Regions from separate parts of the Mus musculus genome. Here region 2 is linked to region 1. The links are chromatin loops, found by intact Hi-C in ENCODE. Cell type or tissue: left cerebral cortex. All regions are shown on one strand. Links, peaks and the distances in the headings refer to the core of each region. The heading gives the core; the rest is flanking DNA.

What was found. Hi-C counts contacts between places; a loop is a spot of excess contacts. Peaks named below come from ENCODE experiments on the same cell type or tissue, not always from the same donor. Only the 100,000 strongest peaks of a DNase experiment are listed, where the experiment ranks them.
Region 2: a loop joins it to region 1, with 5 times the contacts of the local background. A loop is called at or near these places in 5 of 42 quality-filtered maps.

Annotation. Positions count from the first base shown.
Region 1 is chr13:12,159,667-12,172,121 of GRCm38, forward strand. It overlaps the pseudogene Gm16419. Among named protein-coding and RNA genes, the nearest start is that of Gm10336, 21 kb to the right of the region's middle. In left cerebral cortex, for the core only: no CTCF peak of the experiment used is centred there; DNase peaks (open chromatin) are centred at 6,195, 6,994 and 7,807; H3K27ac peaks cover 1,578 bases.
Region 2 is chr13:12,100,361-12,112,815 of GRCm38, forward strand. It overlaps Ryr2 (ryanodine receptor 2, cardiac), which reads right to left and starts at 6,585. Exons shown (of 105, transcript NM_023868.2): 1 at 6,039-6,585. The coding sequence starts at 6,086. In left cerebral cortex, for the core only: CTCF peaks have their summits at 4,172, 5,953 and 6,646; DNase peaks (open chromatin) are centred at 4,365, 5,135, 5,774, 6,131 and 2 more places; H3K4me3 peaks cover 3,583 bases; H3K27ac peaks cover 2,559 bases.

The DNA.
Region 1 (12,455 bases), core at 3,344-8,343:
CAAAATCTCAGAATTTAAGATGTAGCTCATCTTCAGTGTTTGTGCTGAAATCAGAGCACACATCCCCCGTCTCCAATCTCTATCTCCTCCCTCTGCTTCCCTCCTACACCTCCCTCCCCCCATCTCTCTTTCTCTCTCCTCTCCTCCTCCTTTTGAATGGTGTCAGACAAGGACAGAGATGTATGCATGTGCATATATACGTTTATGTTTGTGTAGGTATACAAGCACAAACTCTCCCATGCGTGCCTATGCGTCCCCACCTCTTGGCCTGTTCTCACTCACTCTCTCACAAGCCCCTCTCAGTCCTGTGAACACTGTGCTTGGTCACACTGCCTCCTGCCCCAGCCAGCTCTGTCAGACTGACCTCTCTGACACACCGTTCACATTCACACCTCTCAGGGAACAAGGTCTCAGGGATTCTCAAAGCACCATAGGAGTGGGACCTTCAGTTCACACTACAATCACATTTCAAGGCCTGCAAACTCTGTGACAGAGCACCTTATCCACCACCCATCTTACCATCTATCCACCGGCATGTCAAACAACACCGCGAAGCCTCTGCCAGAGCCAGGGACTTGGCCACCTGCCCAGGGACATTTGTATACAGGACAGGAGTCCACTACCAGCTCTGCCAATGTCTGTCAAGACAGCATCCCACAAGGCCACACCAGGACTCTGCCCAGTCTGTTACTGCTCCTTTTCTTGCCTGTTAAAATCATTCTTAGGGCTAAAGAGATGGCCCAGAGGCTAAGAGCATTTGCTGTTCTTATAAGGTACCCAAGTTCAACTCCCAGAATCTGAACTAGGTAGTTTCCAACTGCCTGTAAATCTAGCTCAAGGAAATTCAATGCCTCTGATCTCCATGGGAACTGCATTGAAGTGCACACAACCAAAACAGATATCCACACACATATACATAATTTAAAATTACATACATACATACATACATACATACATACCATCACTCTCCCCTTTCTATGATAATTCTGGACTTGTGAGAGCAGAAGCAGCCTCCGCATACAAAATGACACCAGCGAAATTGTGTCTCAGAAATGAAAAAAAAGAAAGAAAGAAAGAGAAGAAGGGAAGAAAGAAAGAAAGCTCCATTTCATTCACTGATACCAAAGACCATGCATCCTTCCAGATGAAGATGACTGTAGCCACAGTTGACAAGGTCACAGACAGGTTTAATGGCCAATTTGAAACTTAAGCTGTCTGCAGGGCCATTCATGGCATGGGTGAGTCAAATGACTCTGCTCTCTGACTGACAAAGAGCCAAAGGCATTGTCTCAAGGAATTTCTGACCAGCAGAAGTTGTGGAATATTTGTCACAAGTAAACAAATATACAACAACAACAACAACAAACATTCTCAACTCTCGAGTCACCCACTGTGACTCCCTACCCCTTACAAATCCCCTTCTGGAACATCAGCTCCTCGGTTTCTGTAGTGGTCTCACTACTTACCAGGTATGTGACACTAGGCAAACTTCTTGACCTCACTCATAGAGTCTTAGTTCCCTCATCCTGAAAAGCAAGGATTATAGTATTAAAATTGCATATGTGGTTGTTGAGGAATCTAAGTAAGATTTTGTCATTAAGTATTTACCAGCAGGGTGAAGCATTGCCCTCCATCTCTTGGCTCCCACCTGTGGTCTGACATGTGCTTTCTGCTCTGGCTGACCTGTTTCCTGGTTCGGACTGTGTCCTCTGGTCGAGTTTTCATTTCTGGGGACCAGGAATAGTCATTTGTCTTTGCTCTACAGTGGCAGAGAGCTCTGTTCCCAGTGGGTATGTGATAAGTATTGTCTTAGTTGCACTTCCCTGCTCCGCAGCAATAAGTGTCTTGGGATGAGGACTGGAGAGCCACCTCTCCATACCACCATCTGTTCTAGCTTGTTCAGGGTTCTGGATGCCAGGCAGAGCTAGCCGCTGAGAGCACACAGGCCCAGCCACACACCTAACACTCCTTCTATTAAACGAGCAGGAGAGAAATAGTCTCCACGGGATCAGGATCTACAGAATAAGTATTATTACAAAGGAGATGTATTAGATTATCTTACACAACACAATCTGTATAGTTCAACAATGGCTGCCTATGTGCTGGAGAGGCAAAGAATGAGGTAGCTCTTTGGTCCCCAAGTCCCCAAGACTGGAGGTCTCAGCAGTCCAAGCATGACACTTAAAGACTGGAGTGTTCTTGGAGAGGCAATGGTCTTCAGTTTACATTGACAAGACAAACTGATTTCAAATGGCAGCAAAGGACAGCAGCCACCATGACAACAGAGTAGATGTGCTCACCTGGAAAGATTGAAAGTGGGTTCCTCAAACCTCCTTATACCCAGGCTGCTGCCTAGAAGGTCTTTCGCACCGCTTCTTCCCCACCCTTGCCGAGTTAATCCTTCCTGGCAATACTCACCCACAGGTGTGTCTCTTAATTGATCTCAGACCCAATCAGATTGACAAACAAGGTTGATCATCGCAGGAATAACGCAAATCTGAGCTCCTGCCCCTTGCAAAGCAGAATAGAGTTAGGCATTTCCTAGAGGTAGAGAGCATGGTCAGTTTATCCCAGAGGATGCAACTTTACCCAATCCACCCTGTTCAGACTTTCTAGTTGCCCGGGAAGGATCTCCATCAAGTACTGTGGGCCACTGAGGTAGGTGCCTGATAGCAAAGGAGTTGCCTAAGAAGAGAGAGAGGTCCAGGAAGGCAGAGTTATGGAGGCAGAGGGGATGGCCGGTGTGTGTGCTGGCCCTTACTGTTTTCTCATTGGTTGTCATGGACCAGTTTTCCCTCTGTTGGTTTTAGTTTAGATTTTAGTTGTAGTAGCCCAGCCTAGCCTCAAGCTCACAGCAATCCCCCTGCAGCAGCCTATCAAGCCTATACCACTGGGCATATACACCACTCTAGCTCTTCCCTTGGCATAGCTAGGTCATATGGTATCTCTCTTCCTTTAGCTTTTTTAGAATTGACCAAAAAGAGTTCCATATTGACTGTACGAGTCTGCAGTGCAGCCAACCACAAACGAGGGTTTCCATCTCCCAACATCCTTGCCGGCACTTGCTTTCAATTTGGTTTTTTTTCCCCCCTCCTCAACTTAGACATTTAGAGTGGGGTAGGATGAAATTTCAAAATAGTTTTCATTGCCGTTTCCCTAGAAGCTAAAAATGTTGAAGACTTTTGAGGTCTTTCTTAGCTGTTTTTATATCTTCTTTTGAGAAAGAGCTGTTTAGAGTTCTTTAGCCCAGTCTTTACACTAGGCGTTTGTTTTCTTGGCTCTGTGATTTGGATTCTTTGTGTATTCTGGCTATGCATCATCCTCTCTCAGATGTACGATGGCAAAGCCTCTGCCGCACTCTTCGGGCTTCCTCTTCACTCATTTTCTTTGTTGCACAATAACATTTAGCTTTCGTCAGTTTGGCTTGTTCGTTTTTGAGGTTCGCTTATCAATCATTGGCTTTCATTCCTGAGTGAATGGAGCCCTACTTCGGAACCTTCTTTCCTGTAGCTATGTTTTGTCGAGTATGGCTGCCTGTGTTTTCTTCTGGCAATTTCAGTGTTTCAAGTTTCACTTTGTAGTCTTTGGTCCATTTGGAGTTAACTTTTTTGTTGTTGTTGTTCAGCGTGATAGATAATGGGGGTCTACATTCTTCTACATGTGGAGACCTGGCTTTCCTAGTACCATTAGTTGGAGATTTTATCTTTTCTCCAGTGTGTATTTTTTACATCCTTGCCAAATATTGGATGTGTGTGGTTACACACTCTCACATCTGGGTCTTCTATTTTGTTCCATTGATTTGCATTTCTGTACCAGGACCATGCTGTTTGTATTGCGATAGCTTTATAACACAGCTTGAAATCTGGTATGGTGATCCCTCTATCACGGTTTTTCCTAAAGACTGCTTTGATTATCCGGAGTCTTTTGTAGATCCTTCTGTGAAGACTGTTGAAAAGACTCCAGCATTCTTCTCCTCAGGTTGCTCAGCTACGTCCATTGTTGCTCTAGTTATAATAGCCAGAAAGTGGAAACAACTTAAATTTCCTTCAACTGACGAATGGATATTGATAATGTAATACATAGACACTGTGGACTATTATTCGTCATAAAGAAAAATAAAATCAAGAAAATTTGCAGGTAAAACAGATGGAACTAGAAAAGATTATAGCCAAGAAATCCAGATCCAGGAAGATAAACATCACGTGTTCCCTCTTATTGGTGGTCCCTAGCGTCCAGTGTGCCGTTGGGGGAGGAGCTTTTCAAACTAATCCTCCACTAATTGTACTAATTTTGTGCTCTCGAGTGCCAGTTCAGTATATCCGTTGTTCCTTTCATGGGGCTTTTTCCTCGGGTGCCGGGTGATTCCTTTGTACACTTTATTGGTGGACGGCTGCACTGGTTGCATTTCTACTGCGGTGTTAGAATGCCCTGACAGAGACCGTTCTGGGAGGATGAGCACAGTCCATCTTAGCAGCAGGAGCATGAGAGCAGTCTGCCAGGCAGGAAGAACACTGGTCAAGCTTCATGCCCATTCACAAGAATTGGAGAGAGAACAGGAAGTAAGGCCAGGAGATGGAGCACCAAAGCCTCCCCCAGAGATATACTTCATCCAGCTCCTAAAATGCCCACAACCTTCCCAAACAGTGCCACCATCTCAGGAGCAAGTGTTCACATACGTGAGCATATGGGAGACACCTCCCCCAAACCGCCACATACACACACACACACACACACACACACACACACACACGTGCACCTCTCCCTTCCCCTCTCTCCATCGCTATTGTTTTTTGAGACAGAATTTCGCTTTGTAGCCCTGGAACTTGCTTTGAAGACCAGGCTGACCTCAAACTCACAGAGCTCTGCCTGGGTCTGCATCCCAAGTGCTGGGATTAAAGGCGTGCACCACTGTGCCTGGCTGACAGCTCTTATTCACACTGCAGCAGTAACTCACATCCAGGCCACTCCAGAGAGGAGGAACATGTAGTGCACCTTAGTGGACATAAAAGGACAGTCCGAACCACCAGACTTGGTACTCAGGTACTTCATTCTCTGAGTATGGCTATTCACCTAAGGCCCTGCTCTCAGTCATCAGTCTCATTTAGAGACAAGGTACTGGTACAATTTGGACAGAAGATTAAAAAAACAAACAAACCCTGGTGTTTTAATGGGGGTTGGGGGAGGCAGGGCAGAGGTGCTTTTGAGACAGAGCCTCTGGTAACTCAGGCTGACCTTGAACTCCTGACCCTCCTGCTTACTGATTCCAAGTATTAAGATTACATGTATCTTACACCACTGGGGATAGAACCTGGCATCTTTAAAAAGCTAGATAGACACTGTACTACTGAGATGCCTCCCTACCCATTTTAATTTTTTATTAGTGTATATTTGGTGTACAAAAAATAGGTTCAATAGAAACATTTGTGTTCAAGAACATCATGTTCTGTGATCAGACGTATTCCCATTACCTTCTCCTACCCTCCTCCGCCCACATCCTGATTATTCCCTTCCTTTTCCTAAATAGTCCACCTTCAACTTTCATGTGTATACATACATATCACCCAGGTTCTACAGGAGAAAAAAAATTATTTGACTTTCTGAATCCAGCTTATTTGACTTAATATGATCTCCAGTTGTATATCCACTTTCCAGCAAATAGTATTTTGTTCTTGGTGACTGAATAAAACTCCATTGTGTGCATATGTATACATACACACACACACACACACACACACACATATATATATTTTATATATATATATATATATATATATATATATATATATATATACTACATACACACACATATATATTACATTTTATCTGTTCACCTAGAATAGGACCAAAGTAAACATAAATTTGCAAGAATCCCTGCGATTTGCTGACTCGAGTCTTTTGCGTATATCCCCAGGAGTGGTATAGCTGGATCAAATGGTCATTCTATTTTTAGCTTTCTGAGGAAACTCCATTCTGACTCTCTTAACAGCTGCAGTCAGTCACACTCCCCCCTGCAGTGCAGAAGGGCTCCTTCTCCCCCAGCGTCTTCTATCAGTGTTTGTTGCTGTTTGGTTGGTTAATGATAAATAAGCCTTTGGTTCTGAGGACAGTGGGCAAAACTGCAAGAAATGTTCTCTAGATCTTATGCTGGATTATATAAGAGTGGATGCTCACATTCTGGGTCTCTCTGTGCCTGAGCCAAGCTTGAATACTCTGGTACACTGCTGTCTTCTAATGTGTGTGTGTGTGTGTGTGTGCGTGTGTGTGTGTGTGTGTGTGTGTGTGTGTGTGTGTGTGTGTATGCATGCGCATGTGTCTCCTCGTAAAGGGAACGCTCTGATTCTTTAAAGAAAGAAAAAGAAAAGAGCTTCAAGGGGGAGAAGATGGTGCTCAGTTGTCAGAGTGCTTACCTTGGATACAAGAAGCTCTGGGTTTGATCCCCAGCATAAACTGGGTAGGCTGGCACACACACCTATAATCTCAGCACCCAGGAAGTAGACAGACTAGGATTTCAAGATCATCCTTGGGTGCATAGGGACTTCAAGGTCAGCCTGGTCTACACAAAATCCATCGTCTAAAAAAAATTTTTTAAACACTTTAGGAAAAAGAGACTGTTTTGTTTTGTTTTGTTTCCAGTTTGGGGGTGGGTCTGGGAGAGGGAGGAAAGGAAAAGCAGAATGAGGGGGACATCAGGAGGCCATCGGTGCTGTCCTCCCTTTAGTCTCTTTCTGGACCCATTTGCTGGCAGCCCAGTTGGCTTTTGAAAGTATCTGAGAGTTAGCAGCTAGCTCCAGTGAGAAAAGCCAATCTCTGCTCCCCCGGAGAACTCCATTAGTAATCTATTTAACCAGTGGCTTCACCTGAGAGAGGACAGACAGCAGCCCACAAGAGACCTCCCAACTCCTTAGAGAGCTCTCAGAAGCAGCTGTGTCCTGCTTCTCAGCCTTGACAACGCTTCCTACTCCTTCCGCCTACAGGATTGTTCTAGAGAAAGACATTAGTGCAGGCATTGCCTCCCCCCCACCCGAGCAACCGAATGCAGCTAGATGCCTTTGTTAACACTCTCTGCAGGTTGCGAATGTCCTGGGAACAGAAGGGGAGCAGAAATCCTGCACTCTGGGAATAACAGCAAAGCTCTCCAAAGCTGAGAGCACAAAACAGATCCCTAAGAACACGGAGAAATTCAGTATGTCTACACTCAGAAACACAAATTTACAGAACACAAACATAAATACCAAATAATCACTGGCAAAATTTTAAACCAGCAATGTAAGATGATTTTGAAAGTCTGTTTGAAGGACTCAGAATTCATTTTCCCATGAAACAAATGTTATAAATACATATAAAGAAGCCATTGGTGCATATCTAACATTGAGCCTGGAATCCACTTCAGGGAATGTGTCCCCAGAGATTAGTGCAGTGGGGGGAAAAGGAACCAAAGATAGCCAATGGCTTGCTGTTGTTAAATGCAAGAACTAATACTGATCACGCCACAGAGTAAAATATTTCAAAATTATTTAGAAAAATGAGTCGTTATGCAGATATCAAAAGTGGCCGAGGGCTGAAGAGGTGGCTCAATGGTTATGGACCTGGCTGTTCTTCCAAAGAAACCTGCTTTAAGACCCAGGACCCACGGGTCACTGTCTGCAGCTATCTTTAACTCCAGTTTTGGGACATCTGTTACCTTCTTCCGGCTTCTGAGTGCAGCAGGCACTCACACTGTGCACATACATGCAGGCAAGAATAAAAATAAATTTAGAGCTGGAGAGGCGGCTCAGCTGTTAAAAGCACGTGTTGCTCTTGCAGAGAACCCAGGTTCCGTTCCCAGCACTCACATGGTGATTCACAACCATCCATAACTCGAGTTCCAAGGAAGCCAATGCCTTTTCTGACTTTCCAAGGCACCCGCTGTGCACATAGGGCACACAGTACATGTAGGCATAGGTCGTAAAGCTAGAAAGGAAAGGGGCTGAAGAAGTAAGGGAGAGGTCCTGGAGCATGCGTAACATGGAAACAGAAAAGAGGTTAGTTAGTGTACAGGTCAGAGGTGCAGAGGGGGACTTAGACATGGAAGAAAACAGTGGGAGAAGGATCAACAAAAACAAATTATGTCATAATAAAAACTAGAATTCTGTATGCTAATGTTAAAAAATTAATTGAAAATAAAATGACCATTGTCTTGAAAAATCACAGACAAATGCATAAAGGTGTTTTCACAATTCTGCTTTTTAAATGTGTTTTTAAAAATTGTGTGTGTGTACACAAGCCAGAGCCACATGGTGGAGGTCAGAAGACAACCTGCAGGAGGAAGCAGGCAGAGAGAGAGAGAGCTAGCCTAGCTCCAGGAGGAAGCAGGCAGAGAGAGAGCTAGCCTAGCTCCAGGAGGAAGCAGGCAGAGAGAGAGCTAGCCTAGCTCCAGGAGGAAGCAGGCAGAGAGAGAGCTAGCCTAGCTCCAGGAGGAAACAGGCAGAGAGCTAGCCTAGCTCCATGGCCTTTCTATGGGCTGCCAGCAGGTGCACCCCAGATTAAAGGTGGATCTTCCTACCTCAAAGAGCTGGATTATAGTGCCAGGCAGTTATGGTGCTTGCGTTTAATCTTGGCACATGGAAAACAGCACCAAAGAAATATCTGAGTTTGCAGTCAGCCTGGTCTACAGAGTGGTTCAAGGGAGGGAGGGAGGGAAGGAAGGAAGGGAAGGAAGGGAAGGAAGGAAGGGAAGGAAGGGAAGGAAGGGAAGGAAGGAAGGAAATAAAGATCTGGGTTATAATTGGACTTCCCACTTCAAATCAGTTAATTAAGGAAAAATCGTTCACAGTTGTGCCCAGACATTTGGGTTTTAGTTCATTCCAGATGTAGCCAAGTTGATAACCAAGAGTAGCCATCACAACCTTTTACTATAAGGAGTGTCAAAGGGCAAATTACAACAATTCCCTTTCAAGATCTTAACTGGCCTTATTTTTTCACCTCCAGAAGTGGACAACACAGTATTCCACAGGACAGTGTAAGGACCACAAGGAGGCAGACAAAGATTGGAGAAATAAGAAATAAAGAACATAGTGTCTCAGTCATTTCAAAGTTACTACTCTTGTAAATCAGGGACAGAGACAGAACATTCTCTGTGTTGGGATGGTTGCTTTTCTGCTCATTTCTTTTTGGATAAGGATTAGAAAGAATGGCGTTTCATCACCATAAAAATTGAAACCAGTCCATGGGGAATTTGACTGTTCCCTCTCATTTCTTCTGACTTCTGGAAAGGTTAGATAAACAGCTTAGTTTGCTGATGTAGAACTTTAGCATGAGTGACACCATTTTTCTTTTCAGTCTCATATGTTGAGGCCCAAACAATGGTCTCCAGTAATGTTTATTTAATGGAACTATTGGGAACTGTATATCAACCATGCATTCCCATTTTATTTCATCAGTGGAACCAATATCCATGACCATTATCTAAAAAGAGATGATCGCTGGACTCTGTGCAGGTACATGCATGGGGTGAGCTTGCTGATGCAGGAGGATTGTGAGAGCCTAAGCTCCACTCTCTACAAAGCCCTCCTCTTTTATCATTCTCTGCTCCTTCATGTTTTCTCACTCGCTTGCACATCACTCCCTCTCTAGCACTGAAGCAGGCACAGGTGTAGACACAAGTACACAGACATAAACACGTGGCTCCACTCCAGTCCACTTGTGTCCTCTACAGCCTCTGAAGAAAATGTTCCCTCTCATATGAAACAAAAATCTTAGAATTTGGAAGGTACTTTGGGATTATCACTGCTGTTTTACACACTCACATACACATAAATGCATGCACACACATGCACACATCCCTTCCCAGAATGTCCCAGATGTATTACTGTCATCTCGGACTCTGATGGGCCTTGAGAAAGTCTTATCCCTACTGTCAGTGGACAGAAAGGAGGTTGCAATAGTTCCTAGGATCTACAACTCAATTCTTCTAATCTGCACTTCCTACCCTCCCTTCTGCTTCATTCTTCTGACTCCACGTTAGTGCTAGAAAGGAAAGAGCAAACTGCAAAGTCTCCTCCTTTTTTTTTTTTCTCCTCTTTTTAAAATAAATCTCTGACTTAGAAATGAAGATCGTTATGGTTTGCACACAAAGATGTCCTAGTTTTTATTGTCAACTTGACACAACCTAGAGTCCTCTGGGAAGAGGGAGCATCAATTGAAAAATTGCCTAGATCAGAGTGGCCAGTAATATGTCTATGGGGGCATTACCTCGATGGCTAATTCTTGTTTTTCAAGACAAGGTTGCTCTGTGTAAAACCATGGCTGTCCTGGAACTCACTCTGTAGATCAGGCTGGCCTCAGTTTGCAGAGATGTATGCCTCTGCCTCTGCCTCTGCCTCTCTGCCTCTCTGCCTCTCTGTCTCTCTGCCTCTCTGCCTCTCTCTCTGCCTCTCTCTGCCTCTCTCTGCCTTTGCCTCTCTCTGCCTCTCTCTGCCTCTGCCTCTCTCTGCCTCTCTCTGCCTCTCTGCCTCTGCCTCTGCCACCTCTGCCTCTGCCTCTGCCTCTGCCTCTGCCTCTGCCTCTGCCTCCCGAGTGCTGGGATTAAATGTGTGCTATCATCACCCAACTTGACTGCTAATTGATGTAGGAGCTGGGACCAGCGCCGTTCACTTGGCAGGCATCATAAGAAAGCTAGCTTGGCATGAGCCTGAGAGCAAGCCAGAGAGTGAACCAGCGGGCAGTGTTCTTCCAAGGCTCCTGCCCTGACTTCCCTCCATGATGAATTGTGACCTGGAAGTATAAGCCAAATAAATTCTTTGGTCACCAAGGTGCTTTTGGTCAGAATATTTCATCACAGCAACAGAAAATCAAACTAGAACAAGAGTTTCTCCCTGCAAGGCTAATATGAATGGCTAGCCCCCAGCTGGTAGCACCGTTCGAGAGATGATCGGATCATGAGGATACTAGTTTCATTGGTAAGTTCAGAGCTAATGGGCTATTAGGAGGTAGGTGGAGTAGCTGAGCCACTGCAGATATACCCGAAAAGTTTGTATCTTAACTCTAATCATCTATACCCCATCCCCACTAGACACACACACACACAGAGACTCGTGCACACGCACGCATGCACTCGAGCATGCAGATGCATATCTCTGGTCATCATGAGGTTAATAGTTTTCCACTCATATTTTTGCCTTGTCATGGGCCTGAGAAAGCAGTAGAAGGCAGTAAATAGAGACTGGGACATCTGAAACCATGATCCCAAATCAACCTTTCTCCCACTAAGTTATTTTCCTCAAGTATTTTTTCACATTGATAAACTAGAAAAAATATTGTTATACTCATAGATCTGCACCTTGTCCATTAGTCATCAAAGAGGCTTTTTCCCCAGCACATGGGAGTGGGTGCAGAAACCCACAGTCAGACATTATGCAGAGAGAGAATCTTAAACTGGAGGTCTCCATCTGGTCCCTCCTCTCAGAGCCTAGGGAACCCTGCAGAAGAGGAGGAAAGATTGTAGGAATCGAGAGGGGATGGAGGACACCAGGAGACCATGGCCCACTGAATCAACTAAGCAGGGCTCATACTGGACACAGAGACTGAAGCAGCAAGCATGAACTCTGCAGGGGTCCACCCCAAGTCCTCTGTGTGTATGTTGTGGCTGTTAGCTTGGTGGTTTTGTGGGACTCCTAACAATGTGAGCATGTGTCTCTCTGACACTGTTGCCTGCTCCTGGGACTCACTTTTCCTCCTGTTGGGTTGCCTTGTCCATCTTTGATGTTAGGGTTTCTGTCTTGTTTTACTGTACTTTGTTTTGCCATATTAGGTTGTCATCTCCTGGAGGCCTGCTCTTTTCTGAAGGGAAACAAGGGAGTCTTTATTCAGTCAGTTTCTTTATAAGTGAAACCCCAGGAATTCAAAATCAGCATCCTTGCCTGTGAGCTTCTTATACACAGCAGAAAAAGTTTCCACCCTATGCTCCACGATGTTCGGCTGTGCTCTGTCTGAATGACCCTTTACAAGCCAGCCACCATCCAGTTTCACACAGACCCTCTTACCCACAATTTCACTTGTAAAGACTAAGTGCTCAAGGGTGGCTTCTTGCTCTGCTGTCAGCGTGCAGCTTCTGGGCACTTTTGCTTGTTTTTCTTACAGGTTTTTGTTTTGTTTTGTTTTTGTTTTTGTTTTTGTTTTGTTTTTTGCTTGGACAGAATCCTCCTCTACACACTGAAGACTACATACTTCTCACGGAACATTTTCTCCAATTCATGAACTAGCCGGACTTGGAATTGCTGGAAAGATTTCAGCTGAGGAATTGGTACAAAAATGATGACAGCTTTCCAACCACCACCAACTTCAATTTCTTTGGCCACAATGACGTTGAGTCCCCGCAGCTGTGCCTTGAGATCTGAGTTCATCTCCAGCTCTAGCGTCGAGCATCGCCTGAGCGATGCCAGACTTGTTCAGCTTCTCATTACTGGCTTCGCAATCTC
Region 2 (12,455 bases), core at 3,626-8,625, 59 kb before region 1:
GAACATTAGATAAGTGGGAAAAAAATGTATATAACAGATTCGGGGGTGAGGGAACATCAGAGAGTGAACTTAAGTTAGCTGGAGTGATTTCAGAAAAGCCTGTGGAGGACAGAGACAGTAAACCAAAGTGTGAGAAGGCAGAGCATAAAAGCTCGTGCCTGAAGGGGAAAAGTGAGCCTTGGAGGACTCGGACTCTTAACTGAGGTGTGGGGAGGAAACCCTCACCAAATGGCAAGGAGGACTCAAAGCGGTGTGTTTGTCAGGGGTAATGAAGGCTGGAATGCAAGGTGCTGGTTCTCTGGTCTTTTATGCTCCTTTCTAATTCATGTTGGAATCCCAGCCCTCAAAGTGATGGTATCAATAGGTGGGGCTGTCAGAAGGAAATTAGACGGACTCCCTTGCATGTAAGATCGGTGCCCTTAATGTAAGGAGCACACAGAGACCCCTTCCAGCTCTGGCCCTCAGGACTGAACGAAGTTGTGATTTTTCATCCCCACCAAGATCCCAGATTTTGAGACACACATAAAAGTATGAAGGCAGAAGAGGCACAGAAGAAGCAGAACAAAATCTTTGGGGATAACAAAGTGAGCCCCAAAAGCACACTCAAAAACCATAGAATAGCCCAGCAGGGTGTGCCCTGCTTCCATGATCACATGAAGTAGCTTCACAACAGAGGATCAGGTGAGCACCTTCCTAATGAGTTTCAGGGGAGCATCAGAAGAGGGGAGGGGAGGTTTGGGAAGCAGGGGTTCCCAGGTGTCCAGGAGAGGCGAAGACAAGGAGCAGACGCCACATTTGGCGGAGTGAGGCTGTAAAATGGGGCATCAGGGTCAAACCAAAGAGGGAGGGATGAACAGATGACAAGAAAACCAGAGATGCGGAGAGGGACAAGCAGCAAAGAACAGAGCCGGCTCCCGACCAGGATTCAGGATGTATGCAGACTGTGGCTCAGAAAGGAAGCGGGGGACTGTTCTTTCTGAAACAGGCGGGAAGGACAAGGGGTAGAAATGGGAAGGGATACAGACAAGGTCAAGATAAGGACAGAAAGAACTCCAGGCAGATGTGTGGACCTCGAGCAAGGCTTCGATTTCATTCTCTATATGACTGGAGGAGGAGGGCAGAGGCTCAACCTACCTGAGACTAAAGGGAGGCGGTCTACGTGCTGTTTTTCTCTTTGATTAGTCAGTCAGCCTTGAAATCTTTTACAGTTATAATAAAAGGGAAGCCTTTCTCTGCTTATTGCAAATGTTTCTTCAACACCCAAGATCATGGCATACATGCAGAAGGTGCCTAGCAAACAAGCTACTACATCACCAGAACTTCCCCCTGAGTCTCAGGGGGCAGATGGATGCCTTATCGCCCCTCTCTCCCATTCAGACACTATCTGCAGCCACTCAGGTGGCCCTGGCTATCATCTGTCTTTAGGTAATTCAGTCTTGACTCACATATTAAAAGTTATCAAAGGCCAAAGCACAAATAAGGCAGGATGTCAAATAAATTAATGTTCTGGGTAGTTTAGATCCTGCCCTTCTTGCAAAATGTACACACTGACTTCTAAGTGATTCGGCTTTTGGTTTTCTTTTAAAATCTAATGACGTGTCCTGGACTCTGAGGAAGGGGGTCCATCAGTTCCTTGAGAAAGTGCAATTGGTGTACTTTGATCTCAAGCTATCTGTAGTTTCAAGACCAAGAAAGCAAATGCCCACCGCTGGCTAGATCCTCTCCGTTGACACTCCTGGAGTCAAAGGAAAAGCTTGGGGTTCCTGTCCGCTGCGAGGTACTGTTTTCATGCTAGCGATCTTCCTGACCTCTACAAAGCACTGTGAGCCATTGCCACCACCAGCCCTCGCCGTGCTCATCGCTGACCTTAAAGGTTTCTTTTTACCGCTATGAACTGATTGGCAATTCCTAAGATGCTCTTTGTCACTCAGGAGCAAGATGGACGAGCAGGGAAGGGAATCCTCCCAGGAAGAGCTCCTCCGGCAAAGGTTTCCAGCCTTCCTAATAGAACGATCCCTGCAGCCAGGACCCAAACTTAAAGTCTCTTTGTGTGCTTAATACTAACCATATGACCCAGTGTGTGACCAGAGTAGTTCAGCTATACTTACAATGATGAAAAGCAAAACAAACAAACAAACAAAGCAAAGGACTGAAAACATAACCCCTAGCAAGGCCATTTAATAACGCATATATTCTTAAGTTGAAGGCGTATCTTAATAGCACCTGTGAAATTGTACAAGATTGCTTGAGGAAAAAAAGCGTTAGGCTGGCAATGAATGGCTCCGCAGGTAACTGTACTTTCTGCCAAGCCTGGCGACCTGAGTTCAATTCCCGAGATCCACATGATAAGAAGAGAGAATTAACCTCTGCAAATTTTTCCTTGATCACCACTAGAACACCAGAGAGTACGTATGTATGCATGCGAGCATGTGCGCATGCTCACTTACACACACACACACACACACACACACGCACACGCACACACTCGCACGCACACGCACGCACATGCACACGCACACAGACACGCGCACATGCACACACCAAATAAATAAATAAATAAAGCTTTAAGAAAAACAAATAATCTATGTTTTTAAATACCAAATTACAGTTCATTGCTATGTTGGCAAGCTCATAAAAGTTGTTAAGATAAAAGAAGCCATGGCATCTCAAATCATGCATGTGTCTGGACATGGTGGGCAAATTCATTAGGTGCTAAAGGTTTATTTTATGATACGATGATTCATCTGTCTCAAGGGCTAGGCACACCTGAAGCATTTTCTCAGCCCCTGCAAATATAAACAGATCAGAGGGAGCCTGTCTCCATCTGGTAGGGAAGCCACCTATCACCTGCTGGGAAGGAATCTTGGCAGACAACAAAACCAGCAATAAAGAAAAAGAGAACTGGACGGATGTTAGGCTGACAGTGACAAAACCCTCAAAATGAAGGCATCCCTGATAGAAACAGAGAAGACACAACTCACGCAAAGGCTCCATTAAAGATGTCACCTCTATGTCCCTTAGCAACCATCTCAGACCTCTCTCAGAAAGGAAAAGGGGAGGAGCTGTGGATGGTAGAGATGCTTCAGTGTGCTGGAACGCAGAATCCAAGCCCAATTGACATGATAATGATCAGGGTATGCTAATCAGTTGTGTAAATGCCTGGTGCACAGCACAGCCACAATATCCCCATGACTGATTTTTTTTTTTAATGTACAACAGCTCTGTCTATTACTCTCAGAAAGATTTCAGTTACAATTAGTATGTCAAAATATGCAGTCTTAATGCTCCTTGGTACATGTGCCTTTAAAAAAAAACAAAATGAGGAGCTGGGATGTGCTTAGCACACACAAAGCCCTGCATTCATTCTTTCAGCACTGTATCAACCCGTTGTGAACACACGCCTGTGATCCCAGCACTCAGGAGAGAGAAGCAGAGGAATCAATAGGTCAAGGATAGCCTTAGCTACAAAGCAAGTTCAAAGCCAGTCTGGAATTTTTTTTTTAATTAAAAAGAAAAGGAAAAAAAAAAAAGAAACCAGGTATGGTGAGTCCTATAATCTCAGCCCTCTGAAGAGTGAGACAGGATCTCCAGGAATTCTATGTCATTCATCCTATGCCACATATTCCATAGCACCCTATGTTCACAGGCTATCAAGTGTGAACAAAAATAAATAAACACAAAATGAAATAACTCACAATGACACTTTCACATTTTAAAAATTGTCCCCGGGGGTGGGGAGGGGTGAAGATAATAAAGCGATGGCACGCTTGCCTTTGCTAACCTCATTAATATCACTGAACCATCAACATACTCAGGTTAAAGAATAAAATGGGAAGGACCCAGGGCAGCAGACGGGGGAGCTGGAGAAAGACTTGAGAATTATCGTTTTAGAATCACAAGCTCAGAAAAAGAAGCCTTCCTTTCAGATATGAATGGCACACACACACACACACACACACACACACACACACACACCCTTCTTCACAATGCTACTCCTTCAAGGTCATTTATCATCAGTACAACAACCTACCAATGTTTTATTAAAAGAAGAATCTCAGCCTAGGACTGCCAGACCTTACCCAAGCCCCACTTATCAAAGGTGTCGCTCTGGCTGACAGGCAGCTGCTAAGTGGCACTGAGTTAACATGACTTTATATGTGGAAAGAAAAAAAAAAAAAAAACCCTACAGGCAGGCACAGTACCTCAGTCCCCATTAAACATTCTGATAACAGCACCTCCATAAGCTAGGCTTAGCATTTAAGCCTGCAGGGAGCCCTTGAACTCACAAAACCAGCCAAAATTTCCTGGCTAATTTTAACCCTGTAGAGTGTGGTACAAACTGAATTTTAAAGCCACACAGCAGCTAAAACTGTAATCTGCCTGAAAAACGCATTCCGTGGCTTTTGAGGCTACAGCTTGACTTGTTGAAAACAAAACAGAACTTTTAGACAATTGTCCACTAAGAAACGTAATAAACAATATGGCTAGAAGGCTTCGGATACCTTCATAAGCTATGTCTTAGTGAGGATGCTGTCTATGTATGGGGACAGCCTTGCTCAGCTCAGACCTGTGGTCCACACTGATCTGCACTCACAGGCCTCTCTGCAATGCAAACGACCCACCTCCCAAATACTAGGAAAAAGTAAAGTGTGCAGGGGAATGGCTCCTAATAACACCATTCAGGTTTTATGCAAATAACCTAAAAGTTATCCTCTAGTTAGTATTTCAAATTTTCCCCATCTGTGTGGTGTTTTCTGTGAATCTGGAAGGGACTGTACCTGGAAGTGGAACGTGAAGGCTGCCAGGAAGAAATCCCAGCAGAAAATGCCGTCTTGGGTGGAAAGGAATCCTGTCAGGGGGATAGTCTTGGGAAAAGAGGAGAGGTAAGGAAGGAAAGACTGAGACGATGCAGAAAAGGCTAAGCAGACTGATGTGATAGGGGCTTCTTGCACTTCTTTGGCGCTTGAGCAGGCTCAAAGGTTTGGAGGTGAGCAAGCGGCTAGGAAGTATCTGCAGTGTAGAACAATCAGGAAGGAAGGCAGCAGCGCCAAGTGGCACTTGGAATCTTATTAGAGTGAGGCCGATCTTTCCCTGCCTACCACACTATGTGGAAATCCCGAGCAGCCACCCTCCCCTTGTACACACACACACACACACACACACACACACACACACACACACACAGAAACACACAGACAAACATCACTTGCTTGCAGGCACTCACTTGGCTGCACTCGGTATTCAACAAGCCAGCGTTTAAAGAACGACACATGTTCATGATGCTCAGCCTCTGTAAATTCTTTCATGCGGTCCGTGCACACACACACACAACACACAGGAACGCACACTCACACACACACACACATGCACACACACACACACACACACACACACACACACACACACACACACACGGTTCCAATGCGCTCTGCAAGCTGTCGTCACGAAAACCAGCATGGCACCATGCCGGGAACCGTGGGGACCACCGGAGCAAGCCTCCATGGCATTGGTATCTGCTCGACTTGGGGGCACCCTGGGGGCAGCCTTCTCAGCCCTGGCCAGTCACTATATGATCGACACCGCCAAGTACTCGGATTGCGATGTCTTCACTCCGTGACGGCGCGCAGACTCAGCCCTGAAGCCCCAGGGACGGCGAAAGCCAGAGCCGCCACGCTAAGCGCGCCCCACGGAACACGCAGCCCTGCACCCTAGCCTGAGTCGGTCGAAGAGGTCCCTGGCCAATTCAGCTCCCGCAGCTGGGTAGCGCCCGCCCGGGTGCCTCCCGCTGGCTCGCCACGCTGTCACCGCACTGAGTCCTCTTGGTTTTCCACATGCGCGCACAGACACGCGTCCTGCCCTTCCCCGGGCAGACCCGCACACCTGCACACATGTGGTGATGCAGACCCCTCCAGCATCCCTGGGGCGCCTCTGGCGGACCAGAGGCGGCCCCGCAGCCGGTTGTCACTCTACGGGGACCCTGCGGGGGGCTCCCAGGCACCCCTTCCCCTGGGAGATGCGCGCCGCGACGTGGCACTTACAGTTCTCAGGAACTGGATCTCATCCTCGCCTTCGCCCGCATCAGCCATGGCTCCGCGCTCCTGGCCCGGCCGGCTCCGGAGCCCGGCGGAGCCCCACGACCGCGGCCACTTATGCTGCTGCTGCTACTGCTGAAGCTGCTGCTGCGGCTTCTCTGGACGCTCTAGTCACTGCTAACCAGGATGTTCTAGGGGCTCCAACGGCTGCTACTCGGGTCGCTGCCCCTGCGGCGGCCACAGCCAGGAGCCCGAGGCACCCGGGGGGCCGCGCTGCTGGTGCCGAGAGCCCAGCGGTCGGTCCCCCTGCAGCGCGGCGGAGGCGGGCACGCGGGGGCGGCCGAGGCGCGGGGCCTCCCTGCGCCGCACGGTGCGGGAGGAGGGCAGCCCGGCGTGAGGACGCAGGGAGGAGGCCCCACTGCCCGGCGCGCTCGGCCCCGGCTCCCGCCAGCGAGTGCCCGGAGCCCGCGGAGCCGGGCTAGTGCAGCGGCGGGGGCGGGCTGGGGGCGGGCGGGGAGGAGCTGCCAGCCCCGGCTGCTGCAGGTAATCCGCAGCCCGCTCCTCCGGCCGCCAGCGCCGGGGCACAGTGCCGCTTACTGGCTGCTTGGGGAATCAACTGGCGCGTGCCAGAGCGCTCAGCCATCCCCTGCACCTGTGCCCTTCCTGACCTCAAGTCCAAGGAGCTCAGCTTCCCGCTGAGCCCTGCTACAGTACTTGCCACCCATTTCTAAGGCCTTTTGGATTGCACGGGGAACTCTCCTTCTCCCCCGGTGCACAGAATGGGGAGCCTCTACGTGTGATCGATATTTACACTTCGACTCCCTCCATACGAGATAGAGGTGGTTTTCTTAGTTATTGAGTCAGCATGCACCAGACTCATCACAGATTAAGTTCTCACCACAAGGGGCCTGGTGTGGATGGTCGAGGAGTTTTAACAAATTATTCAGCAACAGGGGTGAGAGAGAAGGCTGAAGAAGAGCACTCACTGATCTTGTAGAGGATGCGCCTCGGTTCCTAGCACCCACGCGAGACAGCTCACAACCACCTGTCACTCTGGTTCCAGGAGACCCAGTGCCCTCTGGCCTCCATGGGCACCTGAAGGTACTTCGTGCACATACATTTATTAGGCACATATGCATAGATAAAATAAGTATATATTAAAAAGTACTCAACGACAGCACAACAATCCCAGCATTCAACGACAAAGTAGGCATCTTGCCATGCATTGTGATACAAGACACACAAATTCATAATGCACCTGCGCAAGAAATTACAATAAAGTATGGTGTGCTAAGGACCAGTCCGATCACTGAATGCGCTAAACTCACACCGTGGTATCCGCGATCTGCCGTGAGAGAGCAAAGTTAAACATTCCTCCACAAATGCCGGATCCAAATCTCACAATGCTCCATGTAATCATAAGCCATCAAATCTCCATTTTAAAAACAGCTGCTGTAAGCCAGCTAGCCGGCTCAGCTGGTGAAGGCACTTGCCACCAATCCTGACTAGATGAGTTCAATTCCAGGGACCCACATGGTGGGAAGAAAGAACTCCAAGTTCTCCTCAGCCTCCACACACAGCCGTCATACACATAAATAAATAAATGTTTTTAAAAGTAGTATGTAACTATGACTAAGAAATAAAATGTCGGAAGCAACTGGGACAAGAAATCCAACACATGTTTTCTCAGTTCTAAGTGTTTTCATTTATATCACTGAAAAAAAATTATAGAGAAAGCAACGTTCCCACATGCCCAACCTACTCATAGTCAGGAGTTATACAATAAATAATTTTGCGTTAACTTATCTCTGCTACACATGTTACAGCATCTGGTACATCATTAAAACTGCCCAGAAATTTTCAGGTGGGTTACATTTTGTTTCCACCTTTCCTATTTTCGTCCTTACAAAGTTAAAGTTTTTGTCTATTTCCAAGAAAAATAAATATCTGTCCTTAAATATTCTCATTTTATAGTGGGATATCCGTATTGTAGAAGGGTACCCCCATCATCTTACCTGAAAACTTGGCAGACTCTTCTGTCACTAGAGGAAGAAACTAGAGGATTGTAGTTAAGCCATCCAAAAGGTAAATTAGAAAAACAACCCTGTAAGTAAGAAGGATTTCAGAACTTTTCATCATAAATATGTTTATTTTAGAAAGACAAATATAATGTGCATATAAACTTTATGCCTGGAGTCTTTAACTCTAGATTTGAGTTACACAGAATTAGCAAGTGGACATTTTCATAGGCACAAAGCTACCATTTACAAAACAGAGCGGGGGAGGCTATTTTGAGTTATTATGAATATCCACAACCTTGTGTTTTTCAGCTTTTATGAAAATGTTTCTTTGTCCCTAGGTTCGTATTGCACATATTCCATCCTTATGCATACTGCTGAAACATGTTTTCTTAATGTTGATTTAGTTCACTAGACTCCTTTTCATATTTTATTATTAATATGTTTTAATTGAAATATAATTATATCACTTTCTCTCCTCCCTTTCCTCTTTCCAGCCCTTCCCAGCTACCTTCCCTCAAACCTCACCCACGTTCCCCACTCTCAAGTTCATAGCTTTTTTCTCTTATTATTGATATGTAAATGTATGCATGTGTGTATTCACAAATACATATAAATACAATCTGCTCAGTCCATTTTTGGTTTTTATGTGAGTGGTTTCAGGGCTAACCACTTTGCACTGTGTGTGTGTGTGTGTGTGTGTGTGTGTGTATGGTTTCAGGGCTAACCACTCTGCACTGTGTGTGTGTGTGTGTGTGTGTGTGTGTGTGTGTGTGTGTGTGTGGTTTCAGGGCTAACCACTCTGCACTGGGTAACCAATAAGGAAGCTCAGCCAAAGTACTTTGTGTATTAAATAGATAGCAACTCTGGACTAGATCTCTGTTACAGTGCGAACTTTTAAAGAATTATCTTTCTAACATACTCCATCCAAAATGAGTAATCACCTTTATGATTAATTCTGTATCCTCCAGGAAAGGGGGATAACCATATTTCCCTTTGTTGTTGTTGTTGGGCTTTAGTTGGTTTGGTTTAGGGAACCAAATATTGCTATGTGATCCATGTAGCCCTCAAACTTGCCGCCTCTGCTTCCTGAATGCTGAAGTTACAGGCATACTTCACTATGCCAAGTCAAATGTACCTTTTCCCCACGTATGTATGGTATGTATTCATGCATGTATACATGTATGGATGGAGGTATGGTATGTGTGCATGCTTGCATGTATGCATTATGTGTGCATTATGTATGTATGCATTGTGTATGTACTGTATGGGTGCATATGACACACGACACACATGTGAAAGCCAGAGGACAGCTTGTCACAGTTGATTTTCTCCTTTCTCCACATGGGTCCTATGGATGGAACTCAAATCATCAGGCTTCGCACCTCTGCCTGCTGAGCTATCTCCCCAGAACCCAAATTTCATCGCTCTATTAAAGAGTTTTTCTACAGTTACCTAGTTCCGAATGGCACAACATAATTCACCATTAGCTTGCCAAGACTCTAGGCATCCTTAACAAACAAAACATTAGAACATGTATAGGATTATTCATTAGACTTACTATTTACCATTTACCAGTGGTATAAACTCAAAATATTAACTTCTCTCTCAGTTGCTCAAGGTTCTCTAAATTTCCTATGTGCACCCACCCTAGGACAGTGTGCCAAGAGTTCCACAGAAACATGACCACAAGTCAGGCCTCAGGTGACATGTCCTGAATCTTTGGGTCTGCATCATGACAGAGATGCAAAAATGACATGAAGGGCAATGGCGGTTATGAAGATGATGAAGATAGAAAGGATAATGAGGATGACAATGATGATGATGATAATGGTGATGATGAAGATGATGAATGAAGATGAAGTGGAGGAAGAGAATGGAGATGAGAATGATAATGATAAAGATAGTGTTGATGATGATAATGATGCAGAGAAGGAGGATAGAGAAGATGGTGATGAAGTCCTATCTGTTGAATATTTACTATGATCCAGACATTTTTTTTTCATTTCACATATTATATTTTAGGAAGAAGGGACTGAGTCTCAAATATTTTACTTTATCCAGGGCCATACAGCTGCTGAGTGAGGCAGGGGTCATGGCTCTTGCCATGACCAAGCTCTTGATCATTATGACATATTCGTCACATAACCTGATCCCAGAGTAGAAAGTTCAAGATTCTAGTTAGCATGGACTGTAGAAAACTCCTGCACAGATCTCTCCCTGGTTGCAGGGCAACCAACCCAGGGTCCGTGTAGCTCTTAGAATGCCGAGTAAAGTCAGGGGAAAGACAGGGATTACTCTGGGTTATAAATAAAACCCAGCTTATGCTTTCCTCCACACTTCAGATGCTTAGGGAAAATTGGTTTTCTGAGATTTTAAGGTTACTCATCACTGTATTATCCATTCCTTTTATTGATCTTAAAATTATTAATCTCCAAACTGTAGTCAGCACTCGAGTTTAAAGGGTCAGGACTGAGCTATACATAGAAGACACGAGTCAATATGATGCACACCGTGGGATCAGAGGAGCTCTACTCGTCACAGAAAGCAGTGAGTGACTCCCCATAAATGGATGCTCACTAACGAGCCACCTTCTCTCCTGAAAGAAAATGTGAGCTTAGGAAATGAGTGTGCCTGTGGAGCCACGCATTCCCGAGGAGAAGTGCTCTCTTACAGAGCTGAGAGTTGCTGTGAAGAGGTATATAGATGTCTGGGAAGATGGTTTCTAAAGAGGTATACATTCCTGAGGAGAGGGCTTCCTGAGATGTGAGACCTTGATGAGATATGGGTTCCTGAGGAGATGTGAGATCCTGAAGAGATTCTGGTTACTAAGATATGAGATCCTAAAGAGATTTGAGTTGTGTTCCTAAAGATCTGGGCTCCTGACAAAGTATAGGTTCTCCAAGAGATGTGAATTTCTGAGTTTTGAGCCTCTGCAGAGGTGTGGTTCCTGGGGTTGAACATTCAGTAAGCAACTAGCAGATTTGTCCTTAACTTACATCTATACTACGATGATCCTTATAGATCAAGAGAAGACGGGTTTTAGACTCCATGAAAATACAAAAATCTATCAGTGATCGGATCCTCCATATAAAATGATATATTTTGTGTTATACACATGATTATACCTACACATATAATCCTGAATTCTTTACACCATCTCTAGATTACTTATAATAAATTAATGGACCTGTTATCCTACTAGTTGTTATATAGTTTAGGAAATAATGACAAGAAAAAAAGTCTACATATGTTGTGTGACACTTTTCCCATGAAGACTTGAACAAACCCTTACACAGGAAACCTATGACAGATGACAGTAACAGTGCCACCAAAGTCCAACTTGGTAAAGCAATGGCTTTTTGCTGCTTGCTTTGTTTTTTGTTTGTTTGGTTAGTTTGAGACAGAGTTCTTCATGTAACCTTGGCTGTCCCAGAAGCAGCTCTGTGGAGTGGGCCAGTCTCCAACTCACAGAGCTTCACCTGCCTCTGCCTCCTTAGTCCTGGGATTGATGGTGCATGCCTTTAGTAAGTGAGTTTTACAAAGGTTACATAAAAGAATATGGGCAATAGGTTATTTACAGGAGCAAAAATAACCCAAAGTCAGCTCTATCATCAAAAGCCCATGACAGCATGGGTGATGGCTAGTAAAAGCTAGAAGCCTGGAACTTGCTACACAACTTACAGGCATCTCAACAGGATATACTGTGTCCTTTCAAGGCAACTTAGTTGGTCAGAGCCTCTTCCAGGCAGCTTGGCTGTTCTCTGTCTTTTCCAGGCACCCAGGCTCGTCTGGGGGAATGCTTCTCTGCAGGACTTACTGTTTGTGTATACTTAGGAAGGGAGAGGTCTGGTAAGTCTGCTCAGTTCCAGAGACTTCCTGAGATTTAAGGAACTCCCCTGCAGGATGGATTGTTTCACCTCCTTTAGAGCATCCTGAGTCTTAGCAAGCTTCTCTCTAAGGTAGAGTGTTATTTATCACAATAAAGATGCGTTTGTTTTCAAATAACTTTCATGAACAATTGGCTGGTTTTCAAATAATTCTGATGGACATTTAGCTGAATCTATGGGTGTAGAACCCTCACGTGTTAAGGGACTGTCATGATTGCCTTATGCTTAAGGTGGTATCCCAAGAATGTCTGCTATCATTTAAAACCAGAGAGGCATGATGTATTGTCAAATAAAGAACTTCCATCTTGCTAGTCCACAAGTGAAAATACGTTAGGTACTCTTCAAGTCTACAACGTCTATGAAATTAACCAAAATAGCCCCCTCTTGTTTTCATCTTCCATTTTACTCAAGTGTCACATACATTAGATGTTTGCCTAGACAGTATTCCATTGGTGGTGGTTGTGGTGGTGGTGGTGGTGGTGGTGGTGGTGTCGACGACGAGGTCACATCAATTC